4 separate regions of the Mus musculus genome follow, and all the other regions are linked to region 4. The links are chromatin loops, found by intact Hi-C in ENCODE. Cell type or tissue: heart. All regions are shown on one strand.

The links. A loop is a pair of places that touch in the nucleus more often than their neighbours do. Peaks named below come from ENCODE experiments on the same cell type or tissue, not always from the same donor. Only the 100,000 strongest peaks of a DNase experiment are listed, where the experiment ranks them.
Region 1: it touches region 4 in a loop (4-fold over the local background); 6 of 42 quality-filtered maps call a loop at or near these places.
Region 2: a loop joins it to region 4, with 2.5 times the contacts of the local background. A loop is called at or near these places in 2 of 42 quality-filtered maps.
Region 3: a loop joins it to region 4, with 7 times the contacts of the local background. A loop is called at or near these places in 23 of 42 quality-filtered maps.

What each region holds. Positions count from the first base shown.
Region 1 is chr5:148,697,895-148,705,894 of GRCm38, forward strand. No RefSeq gene overlaps it. Among named protein-coding and RNA genes, the nearest start is that of 2210417A02Rik, 40 kb to the right of the region's middle. In heart, a CTCF peak has its summit at 3,300 (motif pointing left); DNase peaks (open chromatin) are centred at 2,517 and 7,067; H3K27ac peaks cover 1,027 bases.
Region 2 is chr5:148,629,632-148,637,631 of GRCm38, forward strand. Gm36140 (a long non-coding RNA gene) reads left to right here and starts at 4,277. Exons shown (of 4, transcript XR_868716.2): 1 at 4,277-5,753; 2 at 6,697-6,920. In heart, no CTCF peak of the experiment used is centred here; DNase peaks (open chromatin) are centred at 3,030 and 4,500; H3K27ac peaks cover 1,459 bases; H3K27me3 peaks cover 247 bases.
Region 3 is chr5:148,329,269-148,337,268 of GRCm38, forward strand. It overlaps Slc7a1 (solute carrier family 7 (cationic amino acid transporter, y+ system), member 1), which reads right to left. Exons shown (of 13, transcript NM_007513.4): 9 at 7,839-7,941; 10 at 6,109-6,326; 11 at 5,224-5,390; 12 at 4,622-4,730; 13 at 1-3,275. The coding sequence ends at 3,172. Among named protein-coding and RNA genes, the nearest start is that of Slc7a1, 67 kb to the right of the region's middle. In heart, no CTCF peak of the experiment used is centred here; a DNase peak (open chromatin) is centred at 3,363.
Region 4 is chr5:148,789,862-148,797,861 of GRCm38, forward strand. It overlaps Gm36405 (a long non-coding RNA gene), which reads right to left. Exons shown (of 3, transcript XR_377235.2): 3 at 4,456-4,940. Among named protein-coding and RNA genes, the nearest start is that of Gm36405, 15 kb to the right of the region's middle. In heart, a CTCF peak has its summit at 4,844 (motif pointing left); DNase peaks (open chromatin) are centred at 3,380 and 4,820; H3K4me3 peaks cover 211 bases.

The sequences.
Region 1 (8,000 bases), 92 kb before region 4:
AGGGTACAAGGAGAAAGTCTTTCAAAATGTCAAGCTAACGGCTCTCCCAAGGAGGATGGAGGCGTTGAGAATGGACAGAGGACCAGAAAGAGGTGTTGGTAGAAACTTGGGCTCAAGTCTCTCCACTCCCTCAGTGCAGGAGATTGCATCTTCAGAGAGGAACGGGATACTTGAGCATCTTAGAATGACGCTCGGTGCCCGAGCCGGCCCACTTCTGCTCTGCACAGATGCCTCTGGAAAGAGGTGTCTCCTGGGGGCACAGCTTGCCTCACAGAGATGGATGCCTTCAAAGACACAGTCTTGGAAGGCGGCAGGCGTCTGAGAGGGACAGGGCTGGCATCCGTGCCTGTCTATATTCCAAGCTTTCTCTTTAAGACATCCGCTCTGTCCTCGCCAGTCTTTCCAGAAGATTCCACTCAAACGGAGTGGTTGCTAAGCCCATTCAAAACAAATGTCCAATATTTCTTAATTAGCACAAATGAACTTGACGTACAATATTTACATGGTGCTATTTTTCGTTTACTTTCTTCTTCTTCTTTTTTTAATCAAACAAGAGTTTCATGGTGCTTCACTTTTCTTGTTATGTGCGGTTTTATATTTGAACTGCTCACTGGGCTTGGGGGACTCGGGGCTCTGGCTGCCAGATCTTGTGAGTGAAGGCAATCTGGGATTCTCCTCTTCAGCCTGTGAAGCAAGCAGTCAGGGCCAGATTAGGAGACCTTTCTAAAGGAGAAAGAAGAGGGGAGACACTGTGAACCCACAGACACGCCACAGGAAGAAGGGGAGACAGTACACAAAGGCTATGTGTGGAGATCCAGAGAATTATGGCTGATCTCAAAAGGCAAATACATAGAAAGTTCTAGAAACCTTGGCGTCCACTGCTTCCATTTAAATATTGCTTGGGGCAAGGTTTTTTTTTTTTTGTTTTGTTTTGTTCTGTTTTTTTTGTTTGTTTGTTTGTTTTGTTTTGTTTTGTTTTTCTTGTTTTCCAAAGCCCTTTGTCATAACCAGGATGAAATAAACGGGAGTATCAGGAGACAGCGATTGTGAATGCCTCTCCAGGTACCTGGGGCGGGTCTTCATTATTCTTCCTGTTTTCTTTATCATCCTGTTTCTGTCTCTTCTCTGCAAAATCCAGAGTTCTGGGGGGAGGGGGGTTGTTTGTTTTGTTTTGTTTTGTTTGGAGGCATGAAGAGAAAGAAATGGTCAAGGACCAAGGGTCAGGTGGCCTGGCGGCACAGGCCTCTCACCTTTAGTCCTTTGAAGCAGGAGGGCCACAAGTCCATGTCCATGGCATACCTGAGCAACTTAGTGAGAGTTTGTGTCAACAATTAAAAAGGAAAGGAAAGGGGCTTTGGGTGTAGCTCTGTCTGGCACACACAAGACTCTACTTTGAATTTGCAGTGCTAAATAAATAAATATTTAAAAGAGGGCGAGAGGGGGCTGGTGAGATGGCTCAGCGGTTAAGAGCACTGACTGCTCTTCCAAAGGTCCTGAGTTCAATTCCCAGCAACCACATGGTGGCTCACAACCACCCATAATGAGATCTGACGCCCTCTTCTGGTGCATCTGAAGACAGCTACAGTGTACTTATGTATAATAATAAATAACTCTTATAAAAAAGGGGTGGAGGGCTAGAGAGATGGCTCCGAAGTTAAGAGGACATACTGCCTTTGCAAAGGTCCTAAGTTCAGTTCCCTGCACCCGCATCAGGCTGCTTGCAAGCACCTGTTCTGGCTTCTATATGAATAAAAATAAATCCTCAACAAATAAAAATGAGAAATAAAAGGAAGAATGTTGTAGGGGGTGGTTCAGGAATCTGCATACAAATGCTGAAGTTCTCTTAATTGACCAATAAAGATGCTAGTAGCCAATGGTTGGGCAGAAGAGTCGAGACGTCCAGGTTCACGCAGGCAAGCTAGGAGGCGCAGGAGGAAAAAAGAAGATTCAACATGCTTAGGAGGGAGAGAGAGAGAGAGAGAGAGAGAGAGAGAGAGAGAGAGAGAGAGAGAGAGCTACCAGCCATGTGAGATGGAGTGACCATTGGCCTCTTCCCCAGCTAGGCCTGGGGGTAGCAGGCAGGAGATTACAAATGCAACTAAGCTGAGGTCAGATTTAGGGTGCTGAGCATGAAGAAGGTAACTGTGCAGCTAAGTTGAGGGCAGATTTAGAGGCTCTGAGCTGGGAGTGAAGGTTAGGGCAGGTTATCCCCAGGAGGCTTAGAAGTGTCCAGCCATTGAGCTAAAAGGCATATTAAAAATAAGTTAATGTGTGTGTGCCTGTGTAAACGTGTGTGTGTGTGTGTGTGTGTGTGTGTGTGTGTGTGTGTGTGTGTGTGCGTGTTTCATCCGCAGAGCCAAGGGAAACAGGGCAGGGACTGGTAGCACGGTCTGCCTGGAGCTTAAAGCAGGGTAGTAAAAACTTCATGCAACAGGATGTGGAAGTAAAAATGTTTCTTGAGAACAGCTTAAAGATTAAGGAAGCTGAACTTGCGCCTAGACAGCAGCCACAGTAACAGGAAATAAGCACACTGTCCACTTCCGAGGCACTTCCTATTTCCAGCTGTCACAGTGACAATGTCATTGTGTGACGCCCATTGTGTGAGGGTCACAGTTCTGTGCAGCTCAGGACCTTGGGTGCTGGATATCTTATCTTTTAAGCTTATTTATTTTTTTACTTTATGTTTATGAGTGTTTGGGCTGTATGCATGTCAGTGCATGACATACATGTCTGGTGACAGAGAAGGCTGGAAGGCGGCTTTGGATCTCCTGGAGCTGGAATTGCAGGTAGTTATGTGGGTGCTGGGAATCGAACTCAAGTCCTTTACAAGAGCAACAAGTGCTCTTAACATCTGAGCCATTTCTCTAGTTCTTTGGAGGACATTTTAGAGATAGACTATAGGAAGAACTGTCAATACAGGTTCAACATCCCAGAGGCCCTAGGCTAGTGGTTCTCAACCTGTGGGTTGTGACCCCCCCCCCCTGAGGGTTCAATGGGCCTTTTCACAGAGGTCTCTTAAAATTGTCAGAAAACACAGACGTTTACATTATAATTCATAACAGTAGCAAAATTATAGTTATGAAGTAGCAACAAAAAATAATTTTATGGTTGGAGGAGTCACCCCAACATAAGGAACTATATTAAAGGGTCACAGCATTAGGAAGGTGGAGAACCGCTGTCTTAGGCTCTGTGAGGGAGATCCTTACATTGTAAACAAAGTATCCGGGATTCACAGTTCCATGCTGGAGGCCATACAACCCCAGAGCTCTTAGGATGCTAAGGTGCCCTCTGCTGCCTCCTGTGGACTACGTGATAGGTAATGCCAGAGATTAAAAAGCTGAGTGTGCTTGTTAAGGGTGGGCTGTGGGGAGTTTGGTGGGGGTGGAGTTTCTGTTTAGGAAGATGGATGAACGCGTTCAGGGTAAGGATGGTAGGGATGGCCGTGGCTGTAGCAACAGTGTGACTACAATGACCATTTTTGCACTTAAAATGGCCCGGAAATGGCAAAGTTGAGCTCTGTATATTTCAATACGGCAAATATAAGACATGAAGAAACATTTTTGGTGCTGGTGACTTACAATGGGTTCATTAAAATAAAATACCGAGATGAAAATATTCATTTATGCTAGCCAGATATAGCAACGTATGATTCTCTCCTAAACCTTCCTTCGAATTTATTGTTTGAGAGTATAAATTTAGGGCTTGAAATAGGTGAGTCCCTTCTCTATACAGCCATTTTACTTAACATTGTATTTCCCAAACAATGGAATGTATTTTTAAACACAATCCAGTGCCCACGTCGTTGTTGAGGTATAATTCATTTCACCCTTTTCTAATTCAGATATGTGGGTTTTCCCTGACGTTCTGTGTGGTAGATACCATACAAGTGTGAATGTTACCATTCTGAGCTTTGCCAGGTTCTGCCTGCTTCCGGAGTACTGGCTTCTTGGGACAGGGTCACTGGGTCAAAGGGCAGGCTGTTGATTTAAACGGCTGTTTTACTTGTTTCTTTGCGCCTGTGAGTCCGTGGTCCTCTCCTTTGTTCCTTCAGGGACTGTGTGAACTATGCACAACTGCACTGGTTGGCTGTACCATTCTCACATTCCTGCGTTTGAATAGCTCCCTGCCAGGAAGCTGTGGTTGAACTCTTGACCCATCCCTAAGGTTGAACCTAGCCATCTGCTGCTCAGAAGAGAGGCCAGACACTGTTGGGTTCTGTGTGTGTCCTGGTTCCTGGATCACACAGGAAGGCAAAGAGTTGAGAAGGAAGTGAAGCTACCCCCTGGGACACGCCCACCTGGGACACGCCCCCTCGCTTGGCTCTAGCTTTGTCCTAGCTTCTCACTATTCGGTCTCAAACACTCTGTTCAGGAGCAAGGACAATGGCCGTTGGGAATTCCTTGGAGGCTGATGAAATGGGCCAATGTAGCGTTAATGGCGCTGATCTGGGCTTCCTGCCTCATGTGAGCTAACATGTTCAGATTCACCTTCCTGCAGGAGAAACGGCAAACCTCTGACTTGGAACCAGAGCTGTCTTTTAAGAGTTTCAATGGAGGAGCTAGAGAAAGTATCCAAGGAGCTAAAGAGATCTGCAACCCTGTAGGTGTAACATTATGAACTAACCAGTACCCTGGAGCTCTTGACTCTAGCTGCATATGTATCAAAAGATGGCCTAGTTGGCCATCACTGGAAAGAGATGCCCATTGGACAGGCAAACTTTTTATGCCCCAGTACAGGGGAATGCCAGGGCCAAAAAATGGGAATGGGTGGGTAGGGGAGTGGTGGGGGAGGGTGTGGGGGACTTTTGGGATAGCATTGGAAATGTAATTAAGGAAAATACATAATAAAAAAAAAGAGTTTCAAATGTCCCTGGGGCTTTTTGCAGGATCTATTGCCCTTTATTTCATTATAGCTCTGCTGGAGAGCTCCCCTCACCACCCACTGCCAGTCCCCAGATTCCAGCTTAAATGTGACTTCAACTGACTGGTGACCGGCTCAGACAAGATCAACGTTCCTTATCTATTTTTCCCCCTTGATAGTTTTGACAACTTCTATTTATACTAATTTGCCTAATTGTTGATTCATGTATCATTTAGTGTTTTCATTCAACAACAACAACAAACAAACAAACAACATTTTAAGGGCCTCTGTGTGCCAGGGAGTGTTCTATTTGCTGGGATGCAGTGGTGAACCAAACAAATTGTGTGTACCTCCTGTGGCCACAGGAGTCCACTGGGAAATAAACAGATGTCTAGACAACCAGCAATTCACAGTCCACTCCATAGCCAAGAAACTATTGGAGTGGAGAGACATCAGGAGACCATGACATGCTGACAGTCATCTTGAAAACCAGACAGAGAGAGGGGAGCTGTCCTCAGCTAAGTGCAGAAGAATTAGGGATGCCCAAGCAGGCAACACACCTACACTCTGGAGCTGTTGGAGAAAGTGCAAGGTAGCAGCATGTGGGGGTGCTCAGAGGGGCAGTGTCTTAGCCAGGGTTTCTATTCCTGCACAAACATCAGGACCAAGAAGCAAGTTAGGGAGGAAAGGGTTTGTTCAGCTTACACTTCCATGTTGCTGTTCATCATCAAAGGAAGTCAGGACTGGAACTCAAGCAGGTCAGGAAGCAGGAGCTGATGCAGAGGCCATGGAGGGATGTTCCTTACTGGCTTGCTTCCCCTGGCTTGCTCAGCTTGCTTTCTTTTAGAACCCAAGACTATGAGCCCAGGGATGGCATCACCTACAATGGGCCCTCCACCCTTGATCACTAATTGAGAAAATGCCCCACAGCTGGATCTCATGGAGGCATTTCCTCAGGGAGGCTCCTTTCTCTGTGATAACTCTAGCCTATGTCAAGTTGACACACGAAACCAGCCAGTACAGTCAGTGTGTGGGGGGGTGTGGGGGTGGCCATGAGGAGGACAGATGGACACAGCCAGAATGTGTAGCAGGATGGTGACCCGGAGCTATGTGCATGGAGCTAGAAGGCAGAATGTGACCACAGAAGTTGGTGGTGGGGAGGCAAAAGGCATCCTGGACCTCATGTTCTAGCTGCAGCCGGATGCAGTAGATGGAGAATTAGAAAACCTGCATCCAAGTTGGGAGGCGCCTGAGCTGTACAGGAAGAGAGGAAAGCTGGGGGGATGGAGACGGTTTCTGAAAATTATTTTATTATGTTTATTTGGTGTGTGCCCATGCTGTGCACACTGGAGCACTCTGTTCACAGGTCAGAGGACAACTTGCAGGGGTCAGACTCAAGTCAGCAGCCTTGGCTGCAAGCACCTTTATCTGCTGAGCCATCTCACTGCCTTGGGGTTGTGGGATTTTGTTTGTTTGTTCTGCTTTGTGTTTTTTTTTTTTTAAGCTAAGTGAGGGTGAACTCAAAATGGGTATCTTTCTCCCTCTCTCTGTCTCTGTCTCTGTCTCTGTCTCTGTCTGTCTCTCTCTCTTTCTCTCTGTCTCTTACTGTCTCTGTCTCCCTTTTTTCCATTTGTGATCCTGACCATTTTTTAACCTGCAGGAAGTATGTTCTCTTCCTCTTGTTTATATATATATATGTGTGTGTGTGTGTGTGTGTGTGTGTGTGTGTATTAGTTGCTTATATATGCATGTTAGCATTAAACCATTGATTCAGAAAATTAACTTGGTTTAAATCCCACTTCTGTCTTCCAACATATTGCCCGTTTCTCTCCCTTCTGTGTCACTGGCAAGCTGGTGGAATGTCTCCCTTAACCTTAAATTGTTGGTAAAGCCCAGCATGCAAGAACAAGGTAATTACAGGCCATGTCTTATCTCTAAGCGTGAGTCTCCGAATTCTAGCCGACAAGCTGCATCACACCAATGTCCTCCCACTGAGACTAAATTTTTCTTCCTCTGTTTTTTCTTCTTCTCGGGATGGAGATCATGAGATCACTGTAAACGGCTTCCTAAAACCCTGTTATCTTTGTCTGGGCTGATCCCTTAATTTCAGAGTGGTTAAGTCATGGGGTTGGAAGCACACAGTAGACAGCCCTTAACACTTCAGTCCTCCACCGAGGATGGGCACAGTCTCCTCACAGTCATAATTTGAGTCCCTAGGGTGGCCGATGACATTGCCTTGGCTGGAAATCTAAGTCCATGTGACAAGGTTTCAGCCACTCCAAGAGAGAACCCTGCTGGCTCCTACTGGTTGCTGTCTGCTTTTGCTCCAAATCCGTTGAATAACCCTTTTCTTGAATGTCCAGGGTGAGATCTCTGGAGCAGATGTATTACCTTCTAGAACACAAAGATAACCCACGTGTGGTACTGGAAATGCAATGGGCTACTCTCTGGAAAAAGTCTATTAAAAACTGTGAAAGACTGAAAATAGAATGATGTTCTTTAAGGAATGGTAAAGATTTTTGGCGAAAGAAATTCTTTCAATTTCATACAGAGAGGGGTGTTGTGGGGGGAGGGGGAGAGGGGTCCTGGAAAAGGTTTTTCAGTTGCAAGTGACTTGCTTTGTTGGACAGGTCCAGGGCCCATCAGAACAGCTGCATCTGAACAGCTGGATCTGGAGTCTCTGGAAGAGTGAGAAATTTCTTCCCATCTCTCCAGTGGGCCTGACAGCTAACTCTTTCCTCAAGACAGCTTCCCAGAGCTGACTTTAATCCATAATTCCAAAAACATCTGATTAGAGGAGATGAGGTTTCCACTAGACTATTAAATAGAATTGCCAGAGTCAGCAAAACAAAATTGAAAAGTCTGCTTGGTCTACTGGTCACCGATAAAATGCAAGACAGAAACAAGGGGGGCGGGGGGTGTTATTTCGACCTGCTTCTTCAGAGGAGTCAAGTGTGCTGGAGCAGGCAGAGCCGTGTGGTAGCAGGGGTCTGTGGCAGAACACAGCATACGTTGCAGAAGGCCAGGAAGCACAGAGAGAGTTGACAGCCAGAGATAATATTCCACCTAGACTCGCTCCCCAGGGACTTAGCTCCTCCAGCCAGGTCCCACCTCTCAGGTTTTCACCGTCATCCAAAACA
Region 2 (8,000 bases), 160 kb before region 4:
CAGAAGAGGGAACAAGATCTCATTATAGGTGGTTATGAACCACCATGTGGTTGCTGGAATTGAACTCAGACCTCTGGAAGAGCAGCCAGTGCTCTTAACTTCTGAGCCATCTCTCCAGCCCCAGGAAATTTTAAGATAAGACAAAAACTGCAAAACACAGTAACGACTTTTAGTTGCCAGTGATTAGCCACTGCCCCAGAATTCCGAGTTCCGATGGAAGTTCCCCAGTGTGAATCTTGAAGTGCTCTGTAAGGTAGATCTTGTGACTATGTGCAAAACGGCTAGCTCAGTGCAAGCCTTCACCTCAGGGCTGGATGCAAAGTGCCTCCCCGAAGTCTCAGAATTCCTTGGCTTTCTCCTGGTTTCACTGGGGACGCAGAGAACTGGGCCTGCTTTGCTCCTATGTAGAGGACTCCCCAAGGACATGCTGTGGTTCCTCCTAATACACATACTACCCAGGAACATGCAGAGGTGCCTTTTTGTTTCTTAGATCCCTTTAATGGTCCTACAATTTAGGGCAACTGGCCTTTTTTGGTCATATTAGCTTTTGTAAAAAAATTTTTTTTATTTTAAAATTATTCTTTTATTTAAAGAATTATTTATTTATTTTATGTATGTGAGTACACTGTCGCTGTCTTCAGACACATCAGAAGAGGCCATCGGATCCCATTACAGATGGTTGTGAGTCACCATGTGGGTGCTGGGAATCGAACCTGGGTCCTCTGTAAGAGCAGCATTATCATTAACTGCTGAGCCACAGTGCCTAGTTCTCCTAGGTTTCCACCATCTGGGTTTTTGTTTGTTCCCTTTCCTTTTTCAGCTCTCAGCGTGTTCCCTGTACCCTTGGCTGTCTTTCTGAGACTCCTCCCTCTCCTCCCTCTATCTCACACCATCACTGTCTTAGCAGAATCCTGAATTCACTCTTTGAGAGCTGATTTGACTCCACTATGTAAAACCTGTCCCGGTGGTTCCGACACGCTGTGTGGCTCAGTGACAGCTGCCACGTTGCACTTTAGACTTTTAGTTTGTCACTCCTCTCGAAATGTGGCACTGAGGGTCAGCCTGCACCCCGCTTACCTTGCTCTCTCCCTTGTCTCCCTGGTGTCAGGTGCCCACCAAGTTAGAACTTATTTGTTTTGGCTTTGAGGGAGTGACTGAGACTGTTATTTCTTGAATCCTTATGTGTAAATTATGGCTGATAATAGTCCTTCCCGGGCATCATAGTCAAATTCACGCAATGCCAAGTGCACAACTCGAAACATACGGTGTTAGCCCCTCCTACAATTATCATACAAAACCCCACCTCTTATTTAAATCTTTAACAGTTCTCTGCTTTTGAAGTATTTCCCTCCCAACTTCATTGGCTGGCAGAAAACAGAGTCTCCTGTCTTTTGGTGTTCTTAGCACTCCTTGTGTATCAGAAAAATCTGGAGCCCTAAAAATGATCACTGCCGGATCCTACCGTCCCAACATCCTCCAGTGGGAGAGCCCTCATTGATCATTTGATCCCCACGTGTCTATCAAGCCAAGCCAGGTTGCAGAGTCCTTCTAAATCATGAGTGAGTTGACGTTCTGCCAGCAGCTCCTTTGTCTCTTTATCTTTGGAGCTGTAATTTCGAAGGGACCAATTTCCAGGTTATCTCACGGGTTCATTCCCAGAAGTGGGCAATTCTCCTCACTCCCTCCTTCTTGCTCCTCAACCACCCCCCCCCCTTCTAAGGTCTCTTTGTGACTCAGCATCTGAAATGCTTCCTGGCTTCCCCTCTGTAGCCTCATAGCAGTAAAGTGTTGGTTGGAAATAACTCAGCACGTAAAACGCTAAATGATAAAAATCCCAGGTAACAGTGTGTGGTAGGGATCAATGGATACGCACACCCCTCCACCTCTCTGTCGTGTGTCTCCTTCTAGCCCTTGATGAAGGTGGACTTGATGCTCTGGGTGGGTGGTCTGCTCTGGCAGTGGCACCTGGCTGGTACCCTGGTAAATGTAGTGAGCGCCAACAAGGCAATTGAGGTCCCCATCTTTTGCTCTCTATTCCTTTAAAATCCTTCTGGAACCATAGGTATGAAGCTGCTGATACTTACCAGGCATTGAATTTCAATGGGAATTTGGCCAAAGTCAAGACTGGAGAATCCGGCCCCATGGTGGCCAGTTCGGAGTGCTGAGTCAGGGCCTTTCTGCTGATTCGGTTGTCTCTTTGGGCTTATGTAATTCCAGAAGTTGAACCCAGAAGTTCTACTGCCAGGATTGGGGGCTGGGAGTGGGGGGGGGTACTTTACATTTGAGACAGGACAGATAACGTCCAAGGCAAAAGAAATAGTATCTGAGGGTGGAGGGCAAAGGGGTGTTTTGGAGATGTGAATACTGCATAAAATGTCCCATTGTAAGAAAGCCACTGTGGGTTTTATATTCTCAGACAGCGCCTTTTTTTCTTGGTTCACCTTAGATGTCCCCTCTGCTTGTGTTCCCTTACATTCTTTTTAGCTCAGGAATGGCTTCTTGTGTCATCTTGCCAATCAACCCTGGAATGTGATTTTAAATTCTACAGGAAGGATGCGTGAACTGTCAAGGAGATGCTGAGAACTGGCCCCCTTTACTGCAGACCCTGAGCCCTGGCTGACATAAAGGACACAGCCCTCTACTCTCCTCACATCCACAGAGACTCAATCCCAGGTGGGAGTTGTCCCACAGGGCTCCAAATGTCCTCCGCTTATTCAGGACACAGTTAAGCCTCGCAGCTTAGTGAGACCTGCCCTTGAGAATAACTTTTCAGGTCGAGAAACTGAAGCCTCCGGAAAGCTGAGTGAGTTACCTCGATCACATATCACCTGCAGCCGAGATGGAGCTGCCTCCAATTTCTGCCAACAGCTTTCTGCTTGCTGGTTTCTATCCATGGGCTAGAGAAGACAGAGCTGGCATCAGGACCACCCAGAGCTGGCGAAGGAAACTGTTCCTCGGTCACACACCCTCTTGGCTGTATGTCAGCTTGCAGGGGAGGAGGGGTGCTTTTGAAAATGTTGTCTAGGTACCGATTACACAGCCAGTGCCAAAGAGCCAGACAGGGAGGACATTCTTAATGTATGAAGTCATTGGCTTCCAGATCATTCTACTTGCAGAACAAGGTTGCCGTGTTGACGGCCACAGAGCAAACTCCCCCAAAGGCTTCTAGATGCAGCAGAGAGAACGTTAGTAAAAAAAAAAAAAATCTACCAAACATCCTGCGGCTTCACTCAGCATTTCAGGTTCAAATATTTGTTTTGTGCATCAGGAAACGGCTCAGGGCATGGAACCATCTCGCTAAGTGCAAGATTATGAGGCCACGTGGCCAGCTAAGTGCCCAGAGTGAGTCAGGATTTCTCCTGGGCGAGAACCCCTCCTCTAATCCACACCTCTGAACAATGGCATCAGAGTCAGAACCCATCTGGAGCCTTTCCCCTGGCCAGGCATCCAACTCTCCCATTGTCCTCTTTAGTCCCTTATGCCAATGTCTGTCAGTCCTTCACCCCTGTTGAATACTCCCCTAGTCCTCAGTGGCTAAGTTTGCCATCTTTGACTGACCACCCAACCAAGACTTAAGGCTTCCTTGTTCCCAGTTTCTTGTCAGGTGCTGTCTGCGAACATAGCCTTGTGCCTGGTGATGCCAGGTCCTTCCTGTCCCCTCCCTGTTCCTCTGAGGAGAGAAGGGACGTCACAGGAAGAGTCCTGGCATAGATTAGGCCATCATCCCCCGTGTCCTGGGTGGATGCCACTTGGACAGGTAGGATTCCTGAGTCCCATGTCATTCCCTCTGGACACACACAGGCTGGTGGCCAGGCCAGAGGGCTGATGTGGGGGGAGCTTGCCAGGTTTCTCATCAAATGGAATGCAAACACAGCCAGAGGCAGGCAGCCGTGGGCCTGTAGCCATGCTGCGGTCAGTGCTGGGTCTAGGGTTCACACCGAGCATCCTCCCAACCTGGCAGGGCCTGTGGCAGCGTCCTTCCGGTGGGAAGGGTTCTTTTGGAAAGGGCCTTCTAGGTGCCATGGGAGTTGGGGACATCTAGACTGCTGGTTTAAATCCCACTTAACTTGCAACTCCTGCAGTTTTCCATTTAAAAAAAATTTCCTGTATCATGCTGTTGAAAACCAGGTACCCTCAAACACCTACAAATTGAAAGTCACGGATGATAAATCTTTTACTGACATGGATGAAAATGAAGGATTACACAGGAGTCAGGAAAAAAAATATCTACCACAGTCTTGTCTCTCTGGCTCACCTCCCATTCAAATCAAGTGAAACCCCAAACTTACTGAAGTAGGTAGATTTCCCCTTTAGGGTTCTCTGTCATCTTTCTCAGCCACATCACAAGACCCATAGTCCAAAGTGTCCATTAACCCAGCTTTCCAGTGGGGGACATCCTAACACTGACCAAATATTAACACACTTCATAGAGTCTTCTAATCTGTGAGCTGGCGATACTCCAGACCCTGAGTCCTCACCCTCACTGCACAGATAAGGAAGCCAGCGTCTAGGGACTGGCCCTGGTTTCAAAACCTTTTTTTTTCTCCTGTGGTTCTATGACTAAACAGCACAGTGCCGACCCATGCTGGTCTGGCGCAGGCTCAATCTTGTGGTTCAGGAAGAACCAAAGCCCTCCCACCCCACCCCCAAGGCTTCAGTGTAGCAGACACCCCACTGAACTAATTAGGACCCACCTCTCTAGAACTGCAGACTCACTGGCATTAATTAGACACGCAGGAGCATTTTCTTCCAGTAATGAAGAGAATAACACAGAGGAGTCTCGCTGAAGGCCGGAGCATGGTATTTCATAAAGGTTACCTTCTCCACACGGGAGGAATGAAGATCCAGGGGCTGGGTTTCAATCTAGACTTCTCTCCTCCCTTTGGGCTCTGAAGTCAGTTGGAGCTTGCTTGGTTCTTTGGTTTGCTTCTTTGTACTGAGTGGGAGGTGGACTCAGGAAACTCAGGTCTTCCAGGCCAAGGGCTCTGGAGAAGGCCACAAGGAAAGTGACCCAGACACAGCATGCACATACGTCTGTCATCTGTAAATGATCATACTACATACCACACCTGTGTTCATATGGAAAGATGGGAAGATACACAAACATGCCACACAAATTTAAGCACACACACACACACAAACACACAGTCACACACACGTGTAGTCACAAACATTTGTGCATAAGTGCACACCCAAAGGCACATGTACACACATGCCACACTTAAAGTGGCAATCTCTCTCTGTTTCTATCTTCTCTTTCTGTCTCTGTCACTCTGTCTTTCTCTCTCTCTTGCTCACAGACACACACACACACATTTGCGGTTGTCATAGTCCCCAGTGTTTGTTCCCAGTGACTGGCTGGCTCAGCAGAAAATCTGGCTGAGTTGCAAGCTTCTGTTTGGAAGGTGGGCGTTGCCGTGTGCAAATACATCTCAGGTTCAGGAAAACACAGGTGGAGGGAAGCCAAGGGCACGTGCTGGGGTGGGCGGGGGTTCTTTGTCTTCACTCCCCAGAAGAATAACTTCCAAAATTGGAACAGCATTTCACCTATTAACCCCGACGATGTTGTGTTTCTCAGCCCACAGAGCCTCTGATGAACCCGGTGGGTGCCAACCTGCTGGGCACACCCTCCTCTGTGATGTAATCTTTTGTTGACAACATGTTCTGAACACACCCGTGGTAGACAGGACAAATCGGCAACCCGAGAGCAATCTTAATTTCAACATACACGGAGGAGTCACAAGTTAGGGCAGGTCAGACCCTCTTAGAGTGAGTGCGGCTTTGGGTGGTGGGTGTGATTCAGGCATGAATGGGAATCCTCGAATCCTAGAAGGAAGAGGGAACCAGAAACCTCCCCTCAGCAACTCAGGATGTCCTCAGCTTTTAATACAGCTTAAATCCCCCAAAGCATAGCCAAGGATATGGTCGCTATGCTGAATAGCACGCCAAATGGACAGGAGAGTGACCCATGCACACAGAATGATACAGTACATAGAGCAGATGGGAGTTAGATTTGATTATTCTGCCACAAGGAAACAAACTTGAAAAGAAGAACAATGAAGAATTACCGAAAAATTAGATTTGCTTAACTGTGATTTGTGAAAAAAGATTGAGGCAAAAAACGGTGCTTTTGAAAAGCAAACGTCTTGGATTGACCATTCAGTTTATTTCAGTTTTGTCAAATTATTAAACACAAATTTTTTTGTTTATATTTTTTGTGCATGTGTGCTTCTGTGTGTGGTGTCTGTGTTTATGTATGTGTGAGTATGTGTGTGATGTGTGCATGTATGTCTATGTGTGTGTGGTGTGCCTCTATGTGTGTATGTGATATGTATGTGTTGTGTGTTGTATGTGTGATGCATGTGTATGTGATGAGTGTATGTATGTGGGGTGTGTGTGTGATATATGTGTATGTGATATGTGTGCATGTATGTTTATGTGTATGTATGTGTATGTTGTTTGTTTATGTGTGTGTGTAGTGTGCCTCTGTGTGAGTTTGTGTGTGTACGTGATATGTATGTGTTATGTGTATGATGTGTGTGTATGTGATATGTGTGTATGATATGCATCTGTATATATGTGTGTGTGTGATATGTGGGTATATATGTGGAATGTGTGTAAATGTGTGTGTGCATGCGAGATATGTGTGACCAGAGGACAACTCGCAGAACTCAGCTCTCTCCTTCCACCATATAGGCTCCAAGGGTCAAACTCAGGTTGCCAGGGTTACAGCACATCTTTACACATCAATCCATCATGTTTGTCCTCCAAAAACTTTTGAAAACAACACTAAACCCTTTAAACTCTCCTATGAGATGCCACTGTGACCCTTCTGGGAAGAGAGAAATGTCCACTGCAACATCCGGTCAGCTGTTTGAAGTCCTAGAAGCACACACTGGTCTCAAACCAGCTCCAGACAGGTATGGATTTGTTTTCTCTCGTTGCCTTAGTCAGTTTTCTGTTCCTAATAAAGCACACAAATAACCAAGCCATAGAGAGCAAATGTTTATCTAAAGGTTCCTCTACCTCTAAATGGTGCAGCAGGCTGGGGACCATGCCTCTAACACAGGCCTTTGAGGGGTATTCCAGATACTGTGGTAGCTTGGGGCCTCTTCCACAGGGTCACAGACATTACAGGTATCTGGTCCTCAGTTGCCTTTGCCTGGGCTACTCTTTTTAGAAAACAATCTCGCTTAGTACGAATCCTATTAGATGAAACCATTTATGTATGAAACTCATTTTCTTTTAGACAAATGTCTTGCGATGGCTTTCAAATCACAAGCTGGCTGGTGGGGGTGGTGGGGGAGAGGAAACTGGGCATTAAATCGTTCTAAAAATAAATTTAAGGGCTTTTTACAAGAAGTGAGAGCCTTACCTGCCTGTCTGTGAGCGAGAGTGGCTTTGGGGGTTAGCCCACAGCAGAAAGCTAAGTGTCACTTTAGGATGGCCATTTCACAGGCATTATGGACACAGCCAGGGGCCACCTGAGAAACAGCAAAAGGCAGGACCACAAGGTGCTTGGCTGCTCAGGCCTGGTAAGGAGATCGGGATGAAGTGTCCATCATTACGGTTCTCTGTGTGCTCAAATCAAGTCTGTAAAGGAGGGCTCTACAAGTCAGCCTCCTTCACAAAGGTCGATGGGAGGTAGCTAGCTTTCCCTCTCCCTCCCCGTCGCTTCCTCTTCCTCCCCTTCCTCCATCCCTTCTCCTCCACCCCTTCTTCTTTATTCATGTCTCCTCTTCCTTGCCCTCCTCCATCCCTCCTCCTCCATCCCTTCTCCTTCCCCTCCATCCCTCCTCCCCCATCCCTTCTCCTTTCCCTCCTTCATCCCTCCTCCATGTCTCCTCCTCCATCCCTTCTCCTTACCCTCCATCCCTCCACCTCCATCCCTTCTTCTTTATTCATGTCTCCTCTTCCTTGCCCTCCTCCATCCCTTCTCCTCCATCCCTTCTCCTTCCCCTCCATTCCTCCTCCTCCATCCCTTCTCCTTCCCTTCCTTC
Region 3 (8,000 bases), 460 kb before region 4:
AAGTCAAGTCACCAGCAGAGGGGATATCAGATGACAGGCAGAATTTGCATACTGTAAAACCAAACTGTGAACAACTGAAAACAGAATAAAGCCAGCAATCTTCCAGAAACTGCCCGGGTCAGACTCTCATTTTTTCTTTGTTTGCAAAATAAATCCACAAAGGCCTGGCTGTAGGAGATGGGCAGGGATGGGGGATGGGCCTAGGTGTGCACCCACCCTTCCACAAATATACACGGGGGTGTGGGGTGGGAGGGTTAATGTCTCTATAGACACCACCTACCACTACCACCATGACCAGGGCCACCTTCTGAAAGGTGGAGACATCTTGTGCCCCACTCCTGGGTATTGGCTTCTTCATGAACTTAGACCCAGAGACAGGAAGAGCACAGGCTCCTGGAAAAATGGGTCTTTTCAATGTGAATATACTAGCTGCAGGTAAACAAGGCATGGGAATGTGTCTTTAGAATGTCTAAGTTCCAGCTAGGTAGGAAATGCTGGCCATGCTTTGAAACCCAATGGGACTCTTCTTTGGGCAGGAGGCTAGGAGACGGGATACCACCTGCTGTTGGTCTGGAGGGATGTGTGTGTGTGTGTGTGTGTGTGTGTGTGTGTGTGTGTGTGTGTGTGTGTGTGTTGTTTGGGTTTGGGGCTTGTGTTTTCCTTTCAGAAGGAACTGGGGGCATAATAAAAAGCACATTAGAGGCTCGCTCCAGGCATAACTATATACATCATTGTTCCTGTGTACCCCCAAAAGTGTCCACTCTTAGTAAGAGCTCAGTGGCCAATCAACTAACTAGGCACACCGCCTTCAAGCATCTTTTCCTGACTAGGAAGTGGGTTCAGGATGCCCCCCCCCCCGACCCCACCCCACCCCGCCAGGGCCTGTGTTTGCTCCTGTGTCGCACAGGGAAACATATAGAACAGATGTATATATAGACCGTTGCTTGCGGTCCTCAGGAGGGATGGTGACAGATCAAACCCCTAGATACACACCTTTCCCCTTGGTGGGATACAAGCTGCTGGCTGAAACGTCAACTGTAAACACATGGTTAGGCTGCCTTAGACAGGGAGGTTTTACCCAGAAAGCAAGAGACAGTTCAGCAGGAGGAGCGGAGGCTCACGCCTATGCTCTTAGCACTCGGGAGCCTGAGGCAGAGGCCACACTGGGCAACGATAATCCTATTCCAGGCCAGCTAGAGTGTGAAACCTTGTCTCAAAAAAGAAGCCAAAGACACTAAACTTTAAAAGATTCTTCCAACACCTCACTGGGCCCTCTCTCTCTCTCTCTCTCTCTCTCTCTCTCTCTCTCTCTCTCAAGTAACAAGGAAAAAAAAAACCCAGACAGATACTTAACAGACCCTAAGAAGACAATAGGTAATCAAGACCCGAATAAAATAAGTTAATATTTATCAAAATATTTTACAGCACCAATCTACATAACTTTAAATACCTTTAGAAACTCAACATGTAGGGTCTTATAATACTCCCTTTGCAGTGTTTTCAGGCAGCCTAGGAGACAAAGTGCCTGGACGGTGGTCAGGGCCTGGCTCTTGGATGCTCAGCTGTCCTCCACTGGCTGACCCAGCAATTAGGTGGTTTCTCTAATCTCCCTAATTTTCCATACGTAGTGCTGGGGGTGGAAGCTGAGGCCCTGTGTAGGCTGGGGAAGTGTGCTACCACTAGGCTACACGCCTGTCCAGCCCCACTAACTCTTCCATTCTCAAGAATCTTCCAAAGCAGAGGAAAGACAGGGCCATCAGTCTACCTACTCAGCCTGTTTCCACCAGACTTGGGTCAAAAGCCAGACAGAAAAGAAAGCTTGGCTTTATAAACAGCATTAACATTAGACTAAGACACTAGGCTTCGCCACCCCAATATGGTGGAAGGGGGATGTGGGGTGGGGGAAGGGCACCCTGCTGGTTCTGAGAATCCACCAGCACTCTCAAGCAGTTTCTATCTACAAAGAGTAAATGAAGAGGTGTCAGCCCTCAGGCCACACCCCGAGAGATATGGAGCGTGGGGTGGGGGAGGGGAAATGAAGGGGAATAAGGTCCAGGCCAGGGTGGAAATCTCACCAGCAGCAGGCAAAGGCACCACAGCTACAAGAGGAATAGCAATAGGACCCCAAGCCATCTCCTGCGCAGGCCACACATCTTGAACCGCAAGCTGATATGGCAGTCGGTAATGATTTGGCTATCTTCCAAGGTAACATTAAGCCCCAAGTTAATCCAGTGGAGTGATTCACAGCAAGCAGCAGGGGGAGGACTCCGCAGTACTCCTTAGATGTAAAAGGCCACACAGATCACGTCAGTGGCCAGAAAGGCGTCACCACCCCACATTGAGTGCCACCTGTCTGAAGAACTTTAGAAGACCCGAGAGAATGAAATAACCCTACGGATACAGCCTTGTGTTCCAGTGACTCAGGACAGTGGGGACAAGGCGCCAAGAGCAGCAAAAGCCAACCCAGGCCTGCTAGGAATGAGACCAGAGAATGTCACCCTAGTCCACGCGGGCTGAGCTGGCCGTCTCATCTCGACACTACTGGTCACTCCAGGGATCTCCCGTCTTCTGTGCTCGAGATGAGCGGCTCACACCTGAACGGCTCACACCGTGCTGTGTTCTGCACAGATGCTTCTGTGCAGACCCGGGACCCCATCCTACCACCCCAGCCAGAAAGCAGTAAGATGTGGGCCTGTTCCTCCTCTTTAGGTATTCTGTAGTTGATGGGCTGTCGGGCAGCACTGTTGGGGCACATGCTTCCTCGCTGGGATAGTCTTGCATCTTGTGGTCAGGAGACTGTCCTGGGCTGACAGGGAGAGGCTCACTAGCCATCTGGAGTGTGCACATGGGCGATGCCAGGGTGGTCCCAGGGAGGGAGGGAGGCCTGCTTCCCAAGTGAGAGGAGAAGGGGGCCTCCCTTCTGCTGGGGCCGCAGCAGCGAAGCGCCCGGCCGGCCGGCAAGGAGAAGGGCTGCTTTCTTTGTTCAGAGGGAGATGAGTAAACCAAGGGACTGTCCAGAAATGACCAGGATCTCACGAGCTGGCAGCAAACCAGCTTTGGTGACATTGGGGGTGTGAGCTGATCCTGAGGCATGAGTGGAGAGATTGTGAGGGTCCCAGGCTTCTACGGGCACCCGTCAACCGCTGTCACCCTGGTGGGTGGGGCTGCACGTCATTTGCACTGGTCCAAGTTGCTGTCAGGAGTCTTTGCCTGGCCAGCAGCCAGGGACGCTTCCTCACTGTGCCAGATCCCATAACCGAAATAGATGGTGAAACCTACGGGGGAAAAGGGGACAGAAGGGTGAAGAGTGCAGGCAGGGCTGCCAGACCCGCAGGGGGGGCCCAGGTAGACTTCGACACCCGGAGAGGCGACACACGGCCCCGGATGGGATTAGCCAAAGTCACTGTCCTGCTTGCACTGTGTATATCCTGGGCGGTGCACAGGGGCTTCCCTGAGCAGCAGGCTGGGTGGAAGGTCACAGAAGACGTTGAGCTGTTTTCCACCACTAGGTGGCATCAGAGTACCAGAGAGACACTGTTCCTTCCCAGGTTGGGACTTCCAGCCTAGACTGGCTTAGTAGCTCTGATTTTTTTTTTTTTTCCTAAGTAACCCATTAGACTGAAGGAGACAGTCAACAAGGGCCGTACACAGTATTGACCCAGCATCCAGGGCTCTCCACATCTGCAGTGATGCTTTAAAGGACTGACCCACAAGGGACTGTGAACACATGGCTCAGGGTCACCTGTGCAACCCACACAGGAATACAGTCCCGAGGGCTCACCGGCCCAAGGCAGGGGGAGTTTAGGAGAAGACCCCATACCTCCACCACCAAGAAATGGGTCACAGTGAGCTGTGGGCACCTCTCTAGACTTTGAAGCCGAATGAAGACAGGTCCCTGGAATGTACAAAGAAATAAGGCAAGGTGCTTCTCACGAGGTTCCAGGGTCTCAGGGCCCAGGGTCTCCTAGGCCATCAGACAGAATGAGAAGGCCTGAAACCAGCTTCTACAGCCCCCAGGCCAGATGCCTGGGGTGGAGATTGGGAACAGAGTGGCACACTCTTGGTAGGGAGAGACACAACATCAGCCCTAGTGAGGGATGGCCAGCATCCAGGCAGACAACTCCGGACTAAACTGTACACAATCCCCAGGTTGCTCAAGCCCCGATTGTCTCGAGAGCTGCCGTTCCATCAAGAGCTTCCCAGCAGCTCCCACACGCTCGTGGTCCTACTGGCAGAGGTACTCGGAAGAGCCCAGAGCCAGGTACTGGGCAAGTAGGTGCAACTTAGCCTTCCTATCCAGAGTAACTGGTGCTTTCTTAATAACTATCTCTCTCACCTCATGCTTTTTTAACTTCAAGATATGCCTGGAGAGAGAACTCTCTTGGGCAGCCGGCTATGAAAGGTATCTAAAGGGGAAGGAGATTCCACAACGTGTCAGGAGTTTTAGAGTAAGCCACTGACAACTCCTGTTTCTCCATGTTGTCTGAGGTGAAAGGAGGCGGGTTCTGCTACATTAACTAGCCAGTCAGGAAGCAGGAGGGGAAAACGCTCGGCCTTACAGAGAGAAGCTGGGTATCGAATGCGGGTTCACCCAGCAAAGCACACACCATCCCATACATACCTATCAGCATCCACACTGCAAACCGGACCCACGTGCCCTGGTCCAGCTGCATCATGAGATAGATGTTCACGAAGATGCTCAAGACAGGAAGTACGGGGACAAAGGGTACCTGCAGAGACATGAGGCGCCATCAGATCTGATGGGAGGTGGCAAACTCAACAGCCCACTCCAAAAAGAATTGCCCAAACATTCCTCATAAAGAGACTAGAAGAGGGATATCCATTTTATCCCCAAGGTTAAACTATGTTGATATTGTTATTATTATTATTATTTGTTATTATTATTATTATTATATTAAATTATTAAAACTGCAGATACCTTGGGTCACCTCCAAGGCCAAACAATGTCAGGCAATTCATCAGGATATTTAACAAGAGGCCCTTAGAGACAGGGTATGCCCTACTAACTGAGGACTGGGGAGACATAGGGGCTCCTGCTTAACAAGACATTTTGTGCTCTGAGGGTCCCTGAGGTGAGCTGGCCAGACTGGCCTCCCGAAGCTCCCAAGTCTGGCCGAGCCACAAAGGTTCAGCTTTCTTACAGAAAAAAACCACGCTCTCGACCTATTGGTATTTTTCCTGCAGGCCTGCCAAGCTGCTCACCTTAAATGAGAGCTTGGTCTTGCTCTCAGGCTGTCTCCAGATGATGCCTGTCACCAGCATGCAGAGGAGGACTGACCCTGTCATTACAAAGACTGCCCACAGTGTCCCTTCGGCCAGGGCCTCTCTTCCAAGCACGGCCACAATGCACACGGTGATGATAAGAGCGGCTGTGAGAGAGGAAAAGAATTAGAATTGGGGAATTATATATATATATATATATATATATACACACACACATATACATACACACACATACACATATATATACATATATACACACACATATATACATATATATACACATACATACATATATACACACACATTATATGTATATATACATACATATATACATAATACAATATGTATATGTATTTGAAGATATATATTTGAAGATATATATACACATATATATACATATATACATAATGTGTGTATATATATATATATATATATATATATATATATATATATATATATATATATATATATATATATTCAAATCCTCCAAAAGGAGACTGCTTCTGTGGAAAGAGAGGCCCATTGGACATGCAAACTTTATATGCCCCAGTACAGGGGAATGCCAGGGCCAAAAAGGGGGAGTGGGTGGGTAGGGGAGTGGGGGTGGGTGGGTATGGGGGACTTTTGGTATAGCATTGGAAATGTAAATGAGCTAAATACCTAATTAAAAAAAAAAGGAGACTGCTTCTGTGTCATAAATTCCATAGGAATGAAAAGCTGGTGTCATAGCTGGGTATCAAACCAGACCCTCATCTTTCCCAGCATCCCACATCCCTACCCAACTCTCATGCCTGTGGAGCAGAAGCCACACAGCACCACAGACGTAGACTCCAAACCCCTTCCCAGGAAAACGGGAGCTCTTACCTAGGAGGCCGGCTGAAATGTTCACAATTAGCCCTGAGAATTTGGAGGGCTCCACGTTCTTGGGTGAGAGGATGGATTTCAGAGAAAACTTCTCGGCTACCGGTAAAAAGCCTGTCTGTGATTCACTGGCACTGACCAGCTCATTCTGATCTACTCGATCTAGCTCCTCGGTGGTTCTGGCCATCTGGTATACCAGATTAGGTTGTTCTGGCTGGTACCTGTAAAGACATGCCCACTGCATGAGTGCTGATAGCGGCTTTTGTTAAGAAAGGACACGCACATCAGTCTGAGTTCTCACTGTGCATTCAAAGGTTAAGGTGCCTGGGACACAGGTCATAAACCAGTAGAACGGTGCAGACTCTAGCAATACAAGAACAAAGGACAGATCAATGGAGGACTGGTAAGCTCTGTCTACATGCCGTAACTGGATAAAGCTATTCTAAAACGCTAAGTTCCATGGAGTGCGTACCGACAGAGCCTGTGAAGAATGGACCCTGTGGAATGGTTGAGCCCCACGTTAGGGTTGAGCCTCTAATGACCCAGGCTACCTGCAGATGAAGCATGTGATTACATGAGGGCAGGTCCTTGCCTTCCCAACCAGACCGTCCATCCTCAACAGCTTTGAAAAGCAGAGTCCCTTTTGAATTGTTTTGAGGACAATCAAGTCCAAGCGCAAGAAGCGTGTGTATCAAGGGTATCAAGCTAGTTAACTGTTCTTCCTACAGACTCACGAAGGCATTGTATTTTAGCCAATTAAGAAAGTAGGTGGGGGCTGAAGAGATGGCTCAGCGGTTGAGAGCACTGACTGCTCTTCCAGAGGTCCTGAGTTCAAATCCCAGCAACCACATGGTGGCTCACAACCATCTTCTGTAATCGGATCCAATGCCCTCTTCTGGTGTGTCTGAACACAGCTACAGTGCACTTGCATACATAAAATAAATTTAAAAAAAAAAGAAAGAAAGTAGGTGGGTCTCAAAGAACATGTTAGGGTTGAGCCTCTAGAATTGAAGAGGTCTATGAACTAGTTTAGGCTGAATTTGCAGTTGCTAGCAGGGATCAGCCCAGGCTTTATGGAAATGGCTTTTTGCTTTCTAACAAACGCCTGAAGGAGGAAAGGAAGCGATGGTTGTGCCACAAACAGTCACTGTGAATGCATGTTCTCATGACAAATGCCACCTCAGGACATCCCTAGAGCAGAAGCCTGTTCTTCCATGTCCAAGCAAAGATGGGGTACAGGCATAGGCTTTGGGAAGGCTCTGTGTGGGTGAGGCGCTAGAGCACCCAGCTTCAGTGGCCCTGAAGCCACTTTAATGCTGTTGTCGTTAAAATAAAAACAATGAGAATCCAGTGTCCCTGAGAGCTACAGACACTCAGAAGCTACAGTATACATAGGCCCGAGGTTCTTCTAATGCAGTCCTGGGAATCATCTACCCCAACAGTCGGGCCGACTGAAGTCACTGCCCTATGCCTTCTAAGTTTCCGATCCCAGATTCAGACCAATGCTGGTGCTGGGGACACTTAGCCAGAAAGATAGGGGACACGATAGGGACCCTGGTGGATGGGGTGGGGGCTGGGTGTACCACCGACCACATCCCACCTACCCGACATTCTCCAATTCAGCTAGTATGGCCTGAAAACTATGAACTCACAACCCCCCTCGTCAGCACTGTTAAAACAGCCACAAGCGTCTGTTTACCATTTGTCATTGACCTCAGGGATGCCATACGTACCGTAAGACCAAAACACAGGCAGCCACCAAAGAGTAAGCCAGGAGAGTGCCAATGGACATGAGGTCCACCAGGTCCTTCAGTTCAAAGAGGAAGGCCATCACAGCTGGGGAGAAGACAGACATGGGGCTGTGAGTGGCCCTCTGGCGGTCCTATGGTCAGGAC
Region 4 (8,000 bases):
AAAAGCAAGATGACATTTGAGTCTGGAGAAGATGGCTCAGCGGTTAAGAGCACTGACTGCTCTTCCAGAAGAGCACCCACATGGTGGCTCACAGCCACTGTAATTCCAGTTCCAGGAGGTCTAAGGCCCTCCCCTGGCCTCCACAGGCATTGCATGCACACATACAGTGCATAGACATGTGTGTGCAGGCAAAGCACCCGTCTACATAAGATAAGAAGTTTTTTTTTTTTTCAAGGTAACATTTGCTAGGACCGAGGAATGGTGGCCCACATGGGAACCGGGGGAAAGATGTAGTTGCAAACTGAACAGTGAGCTAACTGCAAAAAGGTGGAGAGGTCAGATAGTATCAAAACCAAGCCAAATGTCATTTTAGAACAACGAAAAGAAATGATCATAATCTATATACACTTATATTAGGGGGCTATAAGGATAAAGAGCCAAGAAATCACAAATAAATGAACATGTCAGGCATCTTCATTAGGGTTTTGTTACTATGAAGAGAGAGAGACCATGACTTTTGTAAGGGACACCATTTGATTGAGGCTGGCTTACAGGTTCAGAGGTTCAGTACATTATCATCAAGGCAGGAACATGGCAGCATCCAGGCAGGCATGGTGCAGGCGGAGCTGAGAGTTCTACATCTTGTTCTAAGGACAAGCAGCAGACGACTCCCTTCCGGGCAGCTAGGAGGGGGATCTCCAAGTTCACCCCCACACAGTGACACACTTCCTCCAACGAGGCCACACCTCCTAATAGTGCCACTCCCTGGGCCAATGACCCACCACAGTAAATGACCGAGTGTGGTGGGGCTCGCCTTCAGTCCCAGCACTCTGGAGGCAGAGGCAGGGGTCTCCATGAGTTCAAGGCCAGCCTGAGCTATATATTGAGTTCCAGGCTATCTGGGGCTACATAGTGAGACCTTGTCTCAATGGGCAACCAAAAGGAAGAGGAAGAGGCAGCAGTGGCAGCAGCAGCGGCATCAAAGGAGGAGGAGGAGGAGGAGGAGGAAGAAGAAGAAGAAGAAGAAGAGGAGGAGGAGGAGGAAGAGGAAGAGGAAAAGGAGAAAAAAAAAAGCAAAGAACGTAACAAGAAATGGTCCTGCTTGCCCTAAGAAACGGGGAAACTAGACTTTCCTCTATTGCTTAAACACAGAAGCTGCTCTCAGGATTGCATCGAGCTATTCCAATACAGGAACATCTCCAAGTGTGTCACAAAGTAAGTCACCTACAATATTGCCAGACGACAGGAATGTCTCACTGTAACCTTCAAGGACCCACAGTTAAGTCCACCAGTGATCAGAATCAACGCAATGCACACGACTATAGTGAAGAAGGGAGGACTAGAACATCCTAAGGGAGCACTCTACACTCACGGAGAGAGATGTCTGGTCCTTGAAGAGCTTTTTGGTATCCTTGGGAACTCTAGCCAAGTGGTGCTGGTTTCTGTCTGACCCAGTCTTTCTGGGCCTTGCTAGCTAAGCACCAGGATAGCACAAATCAACCAAAGGCTGCTGTCTGGGCTGTTTTGAGAAACTTCCCTCTGCAGGAAATAGTCATGGTACTCACTCCGTGACAGGAGAATGGAATTCCTGGGCATTGGTGGGGACATGAATTGAATGGCCATGGGGCGAAACTGTACAATGGACCCACAGTCTATAGATCGTGCCATTCATGCAACACTGGCTGCCTTGAGGGATGGAGGGCATACTTTCTCATCTTGCAACAATGAGTACCAGGATGTCTCTGCCTCCGGGAGTCGAGATTGCTCTCGGTGGCTCTCACCACTCAGGCACCTGGGCAGCATCTGTCCAGGCTGAATGAGGTGGGGTCTGTCCTTCCAGACACCTCAACCTGCCTGCTGACTCTAAGCTTCCAGAAACTTCCAGCCTGCTCCTTGCTGGGATGAACAGCTCAAGTCCAGAGTCTTAGAGTAATTGTATTCGCCAGGCTTCTGAACTGCTGACACGGAGTAGGAAGGACCCAGTGTCCAGCTACCAAAGGAGCAAAGGACACTCAGAGGCTGCTCCCGGCCCCCAGCAGAGCCCCTGTTAAATGTTTGCTCTCCCTGGCCTTGATGTACCTCCATATAAACAACAGCTGGACTCGGGCAGCTTCTGTTTTGCAGGTGGAAGGAGTCGGCAAGATGGAAAAGAGGAAGCAACAGGCTAGTATACGCCAGGAAACACAGCACATAACACTCATAAGGGCCTGGGGTTCTGGCAGTCTGGCCTCTGCGTCTGTAGTCAGGACCGCAGCGTTGACTAGCACGGTTGTGACAATCTTCTGTGATGCTTTGGTGCTTCGGCATAAAGGCACCCATTAACCTGCCCATTAATACAAAAATTAGCATAAGTGAAGGAAGACATTGGACCAAGGACCTAGTCTGTGACGCTCACTCTGATGATTACAGAGGCTTGTACAGAGAAGTTAACAGGTTTCAGATGTCACTTGGCTTATAGTCATTGTTAGAGAAGATCCTCATTAACAAGGTGGATATGAATTCTCACTTAAAAGAAGAGAAATGGAGGCACAAAGAGGGTTTTCTGGTTCTGTGACTCAATCAAAACCTTGCAGGAAGAGCTAACACCTCTAAGGGTTGACTGGAGAGAAATTAATAAAGATGTTTCCAGAAGTTTACAGAGATAGACAGAGGCAAACCAACCCCTGGGTGTCCATGCAGGAAGCTGCTTCCTACTGAAACCTCAAGGGGCAGGTACAGAAGGCGATGCTAAAACCCAGAAAGGGTTCCTAGTAGAGCTGGGGGTGGGGTGCTCCTGGTGGGAGCTGGGGGCCCAAAGGGACCTGCTCTTACCATCAGGAGGAAAGGGGAACCAGAGGAATAAACAAACACTGCGACTCTTCCTCCACGTAGCTGAGGTGGAAACAAGATGTCAAGGGAAACAAAACCAGTTCTCCGTGCATGGAAGGAGAAAGCCAGAGAACAACCGTCAGGGGAGGAACGATTGGAGACTGCCCAATTTGTGTGGTGACACCTGCAGCTTGGGCAGGGAATCAGTGAAGGATGCAACTTTTTTTTTCAATGGACAAAGAAAACGGAGGGAGGAGCTGTTGACGAAGAGCACGCCCAAACTTGACTGCAGATCCAGCTGACCAGTTCCGGACAGCGCTTAAAGATGCAAATCAGCTACAGACCTAACCTCACTTCACCCAGCAAGCTGGGCAGAGGCAAATATCTGGGTCAAACAATAGCCTAGAAAATAAGTAGATAAGAATCTAAACAGGTCGTTTCTGCTGCAAGATCCTGACATTGCAAAGCTCCAACCCTAAAGCTTCAATCAACAAGGACTGAATACATGTTGAATGAATACATTCTTCATTCAAACCAAATCCAGAGCCTGATGCATTTTGCCTGCTCCTTGCCGCTACTTAGGGCGCCACCTCGTGCCCATTTGCCTGTACTACACCCTCCCGCTTAAACCTTCACTTGGAAAGGTTTGTTGATAGAGGAGAGAAAAATTGGCTTCCAAGACAGACATTTTTCTAAAGCGGCTGATTTATAAAGTGGATTTCACACATTATTTTTCTTGAACAAAACTCCAAACACATGACTTAAAAACAATTACTTAAGGCAGTGTACCTAGTGTTTGGATATTTCTGTTCAACAACTGCTTTTAGAAAAAATGTTTACAGAAATTGGTTCGTTTGCATAGGAGATAAAGATAGCCTGCACGTCTTGCAGAATGTGACCTCATATACCTAAAACTTATTTAGGCCTCTGTTAGGGACTGAATGGTATCACATTCCCCCACCAAGATTCACTAGTGCTTCCAAACGAACATAACTCTGAGATGAGGCCCGTAAAGAGATTAAGTCCAAACACACCTTTTAGGGTGTCCCTATCCAATGTTAACGATGTGTTTATGGGTATTTTATTACAAACACGTAGGCACAAAGGGAGATGAACACGATGAGAAGCCATGAACGGGCTTAGGAGAAAGCAGGCTGCCTCTACATCCATCTCCATCTCCAGTCTTGTGGGAAGGAGCAGGCTAGAGGAAGCGGGCAATCTGCGGCAGCCTAGGTAGCATAATCTAGCTCTGATTTCTCTCCTAGGCAAGGTGTGCGAAGACACAGGAGACCCTGTCTCGGTGGAGGGAGTTGAGCTGCCACTAAGTAGGCTCTTGCCAGAGATTTTGGCCTCTGTGAAAAAAGAGTGGTCCAGCGAATTGGGAATGAAATGCCTTTGGGGAGTAGGGGGGTCCCTAGCACAATGACTGGCTTGCAGCACCTACTTCATGCTCTAGGATCAGCCTTAGCAAGAGTGTGGGCACAATGGTACCAGATTTCCCACAAGGAAACCTGTTCAGACCCCCTCTGGACCTTATGTAGAGAAAAGGGAAGCTGGTTACTGAGTGTCAGTAGAAAGCGCCCCCCCCCCTGCCCGCAATCTGTGGAGAGCTGAGAGACTTGCTTCCAGACAAGCGCCTTGAGGATGATGGCTTTATTGAGGGCACACACACAGTAACCTGGGGTTAGAAACATCGAGGAAGGAAAGATAGGTGGACTGAAGCAAACAAGCAAGGGAGGGAGGCAGGAAGTGTGCAGGGCCTTAGGACTGGACATGGGAAGGCCTCTGGAGCAGGCAGCCTCCCTGGAACCACAGCTCAGCTCAGCTGCTTCCAAGATCGATGCCTGGGCAGGGCCATTTCCTCATCCGGCGGCAGGCGGCTGGCGGCAGGTGGCGGACGGCGGGGCCATTAGTGACTCTGTGACCCACTCGCCGCCTGCCCATCAAGGCCCTCCTGAGCCATGGTCACCTGCTGTCCTGCTGCACTCCAGGTCTGCAGAGTCCAGGTGAGAACAAGGGCGCCCCCTGGCGGACGTCACTTCCCTGCCGTTTTCCCGGATGTTAGGGCTGTCCAAGGTCTTTCCTTGTTTTGAGCCAGGAGAGTTGAGGGTTTTGCCACTGGGTGCAGCCATCTTGGTGGCCAGGTTCATGCAGAGCAAAAAGGGAAAGAGAGAAGAAGCAATAAAACTTACTGAGAAGGGCAGGCCGACAGAGTTCCACCGGGCACAGATGGAACCACGTTGGCTCTGTCCTGGAACCCTGCTTTCCGCGTCAGGAAATGAATGAGCTACAGTTGCAAGCAGTTTCTTTACATATGTTGGATAAGTGATGCTGCACTTCACAGAGGTTTTGGAATGCTAGAAGTTGGAGGAAAAAAAAAAGTTAAATTCAGACAGCTAGCCTAGTTCATTTTCTGTTGCTGTGATAAACACTGCAACCAAAAGTAACTTGGAGAGAAAAGGGGTTATTTTGGCTTACGGGTTGCTGTCCATCACTGAGGAGAGCCGAGGCAGAAACTAAAGCAGAGAGGTAGGCTGCTCTCTGGCGTGTTCCCCAGGCTGGCTCACCTTCTTTCTTATATAGCCTAGACTCACCTGCCCAGGGATGGTTGGACCCTCCTACACCAATCAGCAATAAGACTATTCCCCAAAGACGTGTCCACGGGCCAATCTGATGGAGGCAAGTCTCCAAGTGAGGAGTCCTCTGCCCTGATGTATCAAGTGATGCCTAACACCATGACATCAGAGTAAAACATTAATCTGGAGTGACATCTATTCAGGCCTAGCAGAGCCCAGGCTGGCATTCTATTTTCTGAATAAAATATAGAACGGTGGGAAACCCCTGAGAATTTCAGCCACCCCAATAGGGTGGCAAGGACTTCATTGCCCTAAAACTTCCTCTCACGGATATGCAGGCTGCCCAATGGAATCTTTCAGAAGGTGAAGCAATACAAGGAAAGTCTGAGTCTAAGAAAATGAATGTCAGGGATGGCTTTCAAGTGCTGGGGAATGAACCCATAGCCTTGGGCATAGTAAGCAAGTCCTCTAGCCTTGGGCTATGTGAGTGGCCATTGGCAGATGTATCTTTTTATAGAGAAAATCAGATAAAATGAGGTGTGTCCCTCTGGCACTGGGGTCTGGCACCTCGGGAAAACCAGAAAGTGTGGAGCGTCTTAGGTACACAGCAGGGAAGCAGCCCCTTTGCCAGTACTTGGCAAAATAGACTGTGCCGTGCAAACCTCCTCCATCTCCCTGCTGAGAAGGACCAAAGAGCTAAGTCTGGAGGGAGCCATGCCTCCTTCAGGTAAGTGACACTTCAGATAAGAAAGGTGCCCAGGGAACCCCGAAAGGACAGACGGATGGAGGACAAATTCTTTAAAATTATGTGATGTGGATGAAAATAACACATACTGCAAGTTAGCCCTCATGTTAACCCTGCCCGAGGTTGCTCATGCCACTAATCTGAGAGGCCCCTGGGCTAACCAGAGGATGGACAACAAAGGAAGAAACAGTGGTGCCTTTTGACCCACAAACCTGTGATAAATGACATTTTGAAAAAAAAAAATCCAACCGAATCTCATAACAAAGCCAGCCAGCGGCTCTCTGGTGTCAGCAGATATGAAACACCTGTTGTGGTCAAACTTAGCTTTGTTTGCTGAGGCCTCAATGGGGCTGGATTTTTGTAGCAGTTGTTTTTCAAAGCGGGGGTGGGGGGTGGGGGGGAGACTCCTAGGCTGGCCTCATCAGCACAGGCAGCAGCTTGTGAGACCCACAGATTCTCACTATCTGTCAGTGTACCCCCTCAAACTCTGCACAGAGGGAGGGCAACCTACTCCAGCAAGCCGCTCCAGCTTATGGATTCCAGTGCGCTCTCCAGTTCAAAATAAGCCATTTTAATTCCCTGCGTTTCGATGACTTTCTGTCAGGATAGATTCCAAAGCAAGGGGGTTTAAATTGGATTTGGATCACAGGAAATAAGGTTTGATGGATGCTAAGTCACTAATTGCCATCCTTACACAGTAAAAACAGTGCACCATCGAGAGTCCAGGACAAAGAGACAGAAAAGCTGAAACTGGAAGAGAAAGACAGGTTTTCCCTTGGCACCCCGGCAGGGATTTCTGGTGATGTGCCACAGGACCCTGCTCTCAGTCAGGCCTGTGAAACATCTCTTTCACTAGTAAAATTAAGCTCACCCATTTTAAAATGGACAGATTTGTTCATTAGTGCACACTACCAATTTTCTGATTGGCTGATCTAACTAAGATGCTATTGGCATCAGTGGAGCAGTGGTTAGAAGCTAACGGTGTGTCATTCATCCATCCATCGGGATCAGATACATAGTCAGGGCCAAGCAACCAAGGGCCCTCAGGCAAATTACTTAGGGTCTGTGAAAGGCAAAGGGTTGGGGGGTGGAATAGGTTGAAAACTGTCCCTCTCCCCAAATGGCCAGCTCCTAACTTCTGTGCTCTCTGAATTGTCCGGGCTCAGAATATACCTCAAACCAAGGTGCCTTGGATGCAAAGAAAACAGAAGATACCAAAAATCTGTACCTGACCCTGGCCCACTTTTCTGTGGGTGTGCTGCTCACTGGGGCTGTCTGAACAACCTTTCATCAAAGAACTCCTGGCTGTCCAGCCCAGCCTGGGGTTACAAGCCATTGCCACTGTGGCAGCCATGAGGCAGTAGTATCTTCAGTTAATGGGGATGGGGTGGGGGTAGGGATGACCATCCTGGTTTCCGCAGGGGCTACACTGGAATATACAACCTACCCACGGTAATCAGGTTCCTTTCCCCTCTGTCCTCAACAGCACTGCTGTTTGTTTTCATGAGAACTTTTTTTCCCCCCTGGCTGGTGACATAGAAAATCGTTTCTGAAGGTTCACATGTCCTGCAGACATCATTTTGCTTGTCTCTTGCCAATCATGCCTTGCTGTGGTGACATCATCCATGGCCCTGCCCATGGACAAGAGGACGGGCACAGGAGATTAAGTTTTAAGACTTAGATGGTGAGGAGATGCCAGTAGATCCTAAATGCGACCTCCCACACTAAGTGGTGGCCCGCAGAATCGCAGACCTGAGGATGTTTGATGACACTGCGCTCTTAAGTCACAAGCCAGAGGATGCAGCTGTCGCCGGAAACTGGAAGAGGCAGAAACAGATTGTCCCCTGGAGTCTCTGGAGGCAGCACAGGCT